Regions from separate parts of the Homo sapiens genome. Here region 2 is linked to region 1. A link is an interaction called in ENCODE POLR2A ChIA-PET data of the cell type or tissue named here. Cell type or tissue: IMR-90. All regions are shown on one strand. Region 1 overlaps FRMPD4 (FERM and PDZ domain containing 4). Region 2 overlaps FRMPD4 (FERM and PDZ domain containing 4).

Region 1 (2,500 bases):
CTTGGTGTGAGAGTTGCTGATTGAATCACAAAGGACATCTGTGCTTGTGCAGGAGCAAAGCTAACAGGTCCCCACAGATTGGATTCTACTCATTTGTGTTCTGAGCACTGCCCTTCTAGCCTATTCTCAGTGAAAATGAAAGGAAACTTTCATGCACGTCCATGTGAAGAGACCACCGAACAGGCTTTGTGTGAGCAATAAAGCTTTTAATCACCTGGGTGCAGGCGGGTTGAGTCTGAAAAGAGAGTCAGCGAAGGGAGATAGGGGTGGAGCCGTTTTATAGGATTTGGGTAGGTAAAGGAAAATTACAGTCAAAGGGGGTTTGTTATCTGGTGGGCAGGAGTGGGGGGTCGCAAGGTGCTCAGTGGGGGAGCTTTTTGAGCCAGGATGAGCCAGGAAAAGGACTTTCACAAGGTAATGTCATCACTTAAGGCAAGGACCGGCCATTTTCACTTCTTTTGTGGTGGAATGTCATCAGTTAAGGTGGGGCAGGGCATATTCACTTCTTTTGTGATTCTTCAGTTACTTCAGGCCATCTGGGCGTATACGTGCAAGTCAAGGGGATGCGATGGCTTGGCTTGGGCTCAGAGGCCTGACAGAAACCATTAAAATAAAATTCAGAAACCATCAGCAACCCAGTTTCTCAACTTGCCTTCAGTAAATAAATATCATTGTCATAAATCAGTAGTTTTTCTTGAGGTATATCCAGCATAAAATAGCATTCATATTCATAGGGAATGTATTCATATGGAGCAAAAAAGGAGCAATTCTTGATGAAGCTTTGTTATCCCCAATCCAATGCAGCCAGGTTAACTTAATTTGAGAAGCTGATCATAATGGGTAACTATTTTCAATTAGGGCAGTACCCTAATATCAGAAATCTTTATCTGCTCAGCAGGCAAGAAAATCAATGATTAAATTTTCCACCCTATTTCTGCTGGTAGGTGGATGTTCCTCTCTAGATTTCTTGATGCTTTATTTATCCTTGAACTTTCTTTCTGTTGCCTTGAATTTTATATGTCTCATACAAACAGCATAAAGTTGGAATTTTAAAAATTTTAATCTGACTTTATCTTATAACTTCAGCTTTTATTTTACTATTTTGTAATGATGGATATTCACATGCATAGATTTAAATCTACCATCTTCTTTTGTGCTTTGTGTTTCTTTCAATGATTCCATGTTCCTTGTCTATTTTTTTGGTTGTTGTCTTATATTTTTTGGCGGGGCAGGGGGAAAGGGCGCAGAGGAAAGCTGGGCTTGCCAAGGCAGGGACTTTTCTGCTTCCATCTATCTTGTGCATCTACTGCCAATGATGACTGGGTATGGGTGTGACACATTTCCAGGGCTATCTGACTTGGCAGGTTTCTCTCCCTTTAGTGGTTACCATAAAAAATCAAACATGAATTGTTAGCTATCAAAATCTAAAGTTAATCAATATTTTTATCCTTCTCCCATGGAATAAGAAAAATATTTAAACTCCATAAAATTACTGTATATGCTGTTATTGTTATCGTGTATTTTAATTTGTCTCACAAGATAAGATGAATTTTGCTTGATACGGTCAGTGTTGGTTTGGAGTTACCCAAATATATTTTGTATTTTCTTTGAACTTCTTTTCTTCATGCATCTTAAGAATTTCTTCTGGCATCTTTCTTCTTTTTTTTTAACCTGGTTTATATATATGCTTTAGAATTTCATTTCAAGTGCCTCTGTTGGTGGTCAACTATTTCTATTTTAATTTGCCTTAAAAATGTATTTATTTTGCTTTTTATTCTTAAAAGGTATTTTTGTTGATTATATTATTCTAGGTTGGCAATTATTTTCTCTTAGCTCATTAAGGGTATAATTCCACTGTCTTGTAACTTCCGTTGTTGCTGAGAAGTCCGCTTTAAGTCTCATAATTCTTTTCAAGATAATATCTTTTTTACTCTGGGTACTTTAAAAATATATACATTTCTAGATATGTATTTCATTTCTAATTTTTGTGTTTTCTTTTCATTTATACTCTTTGTTCTTTGGTAATTTGGACTTCTTGAAGCTGTATAATAATGTATTTTATCAGAGTAAAATATTATCAGATCTTACGTCTTCAAGTATTGCCTCTCTTCAATACTCTTTAGTAAATGTAGGTTAGATACTCTCACTGGAGTCTCTATATCTTTTACCCTCTCTTCTGTATTTACCAACATCTCTGTGCTCCACTCTGGATAATTTATTCTGCTTCATTTTCCAGTTCAATAATTCTTTCTTCAGCTCTGCTTGATTTTCTGTTAAAGGTGTCCATTGGGTTTTTTAATTAGTTTTTATATTTTTATTTATATAATTCCTATTTGCTTCCTTTTCAACTCTGCTCCATTACTTTTTTTTTTTTTTTTTTTTTTTTTTTTTTGGAGATGGAGTCTCGCTCTGTTGCCCAGGCTGGAGTGCAGTGGTGCGATTTTGGCTCACTGCAAGCTCTGCCTCCCAGGTTCATGCCATTCTCCTGCCTCAGCCTCCC
Region 2 (2,500 bases), 49 kb after region 1:
AAGCTATAAAAATAGAGATGAATAGAATGAACTAACTGATGGAAATCCAGGGCATAGTCCCCATTTAACTATTTTCCCTTATGGATATTTAGCATATTATGTGGGGGTGGGAGTACAGAAATATACATAAAATTAATGTTTTCTGTATAACTCCTTTCAGAATGTAAATATTACTCTCAACTTAATCTGATTGAAAATAAGAAATCTTGTCAAGTTCACATACTCTCATTTTCTGCCATGTTGTTTGTTTTCAAGGAACCACTGCTGTGTTCTTAACAAAGTATCATCATTCTTTTTTTGTTTTCTTTTTTCTTTTTTTTTTTTTGAAATGGAGTCTTGCTCTGTTGCCCAGGCTGGAGTATAGTGGCGCAGTCTTGGCTCACTGCAACCTCTGCCTCCCAGGTTTGAGCGATTCTCCTGCCTCAGCCTCCCGAGTGTAGCTGGGATTACAGGCATGCGTCACCATGCCCAGCTAATTTTTATATTTTTAGTAGAGATGGAGTTTCACTATGTTGGTCAGGCTGGTCTTGAACTCCCGACCTCATGATCCACCCGCCTTGGGCTCCCAAAGTGCTGGGATTACAGGCGTGAGCCACCGTGCCTGGCCACAAAGTTCCATCATTCTTTTGGAAAGCAGGGCATCCGGGGAGGGAGCGGTTTTCCTCTTTCCTTTCTCACACTTATGCAGTTGGTTATAGTTCATCTATTGGAGGACAAGGTTGGGGACCCTCGGTGTCTCATGTGTGACATCAAAATCTCTACCTCATTTGGTGATGACCACAATAGACATTTAAGGCCATCCCTGGGACTTGACTGAGCCTGTGAATCACGCTTGATGGAGCTGCCCCTTCTGAGATTTTGAGTTAATGCTACTTTTCTATTTTTAATAGCATTCTTTGATTGTTCAAAGTTTGCTTTTGCTTTTATGTTTGTTTCCCTGGTAGGCTTATCAAGTTGAATGTTACAAACATAGTGGTTCAGGTACATACTGTACATACTGCACTATACCTTGATCATTAAAGGAATTTGATATTTTAGGTTATGGACCCAATTAAATGATACCAGCCATGTATGTCTCAGTGTGAATAAGTTCATTTTGATTCTATCCTGAATCTGGTTGGGATTAGGAGGCATTGAGACCAAACTCTGGTAATTATAAAATTTTGCAAAAGATTGGCCCACTTAGTGAGTTGAGCTTGAAAATATATAGTTCACTGGGAACATATGGGGATGCCTTAGTTGAGGGCAACCATCCATATATGTACATTGGCAAGCCTGATGTTTTCAGCCTCGTTTTTTTTATATCAAAACTAAACATGTAGGGGGAAAAAAGATGAAAAAAAGATTGCTGTGTCATTTCCCTTTTACTCAAATTCCAATTATGAACAAGTCTGAGTCACTATTGGTTAACAGTCTTCTGAGATGTTAAGAGTAGTCATGCAGGCCAACTGATACAAATTCCTTCTTATCTTCCCACAAACTTAACAGGTACTAAAATCTCATCATGCTCTGGGTAATTCCTGACATTTCCTTACTAGTTACAAACTAATTGATTGCCAAACTCTGAGTCCATGCTACATGTTCCTCCATAGAGACGGCAACCAAATCTTTGGGAAACTATTTCAAGAAATGAGTGTATTTGACAATTATTTGGTGTTCAAACAATGTAGTTTTCTGAGAGTTATGCTTCTGCTTTATGGTTTATTTATTTTCTAGTCACTTGGGAGAAACTCAGAGACATCTGTAGCTTCTTGTATTCTATGGCTTTTTTTTGCTAAAATCTCAAGCCATGAAAAGAAAAAAAAAAAAAAAAACGGTAAGTATTTTGAACCCTGCAGACCTAAAGGAAGCTCTGAGGCTTTGGAAAATGATCACAGAAGTCACCCAATTTTGTTCTCATTTTGTCAGCTCACAGTCATTAGAGAAGATGAAATTTCTCTGAAAAAACAATGAGTCAATGCAGTGTAATTGTTGAGTTTAATGGCCTTATCTTACAAAATAATGCAAACTGGTTATTTCTTGAACTATGTCAGACTGTGCAATCCTGACATTGCACTTTTCTGAATCTAGCATTTAAGGTACATTTCAAAGAATACTTCTGTTTGGTTAAGAGATGGCTTTTACAAATAGCCAGAACAATGAAATTTCAGTTGGAATATTAAGGAAACCTCTGTAGGACTGCATAAGCAATAAAATTGTCAAGGGGAATAATGGGTTTGCCAACTCTGGAAAGGTTCCAGGCTCAACTTGACATCACCTCTCTGTGATAATTTAGAAACCACAGGAGCAGGCTTGCTTTAATGCAGAAGAGCAGGTGGATGAGCCACTGGGCTTTGCTGGGAATGCCAGTCCTGTCTTTCCATTCCCTAAGATTTGATTGGTTAGCTTTTTCTGCTCACAGGGAAAAAGTTAGATGCAACTTGCTAGATGCAGTTTGAACCCAGTGATTTTCAAATATTTTGAGAAAATGACACGTTTTTGCATTATTTTTTGTGTATTT

The links. Peaks named below come from ENCODE experiments on the same cell type or tissue, not always from the same donor. Only the 100,000 strongest peaks of a DNase experiment are listed, where the experiment ranks them.
Region 2: POLR2A ChIA-PET joins it to region 1 with 11 read pairs; 3 of 35 experiments call an interaction of 5 or more read pairs at or near these places.

The regions. Positions count from the first base shown.
Region 1 is chrX:12,309,878-12,312,377 of GRCh38, forward strand. The region is part of intron 1 of FRMPD4 (FERM and PDZ domain containing 4); the gene reads left to right. Among named protein-coding and RNA genes, the nearest start is that of FRMPD4-AS1, 64 kb to the right of the region's middle. RefSeq lists an enhancer at 1-274. In IMR-90, no CTCF peak of the experiment used is centred here; no DNase peak of the experiment used is centred here.
Region 2 is chrX:12,359,161-12,361,660 of GRCh38, forward strand. All of the region lies in intron 1 of FRMPD4 (FERM and PDZ domain containing 4), which reads left to right. Among named protein-coding and RNA genes, the nearest start is that of FRMPD4-AS1, 15 kb to the right of the region's middle. In IMR-90, no CTCF peak of the experiment used is centred here; a DNase peak (open chromatin) is centred at 1,401; H3K27ac peaks cover 1,393 bases.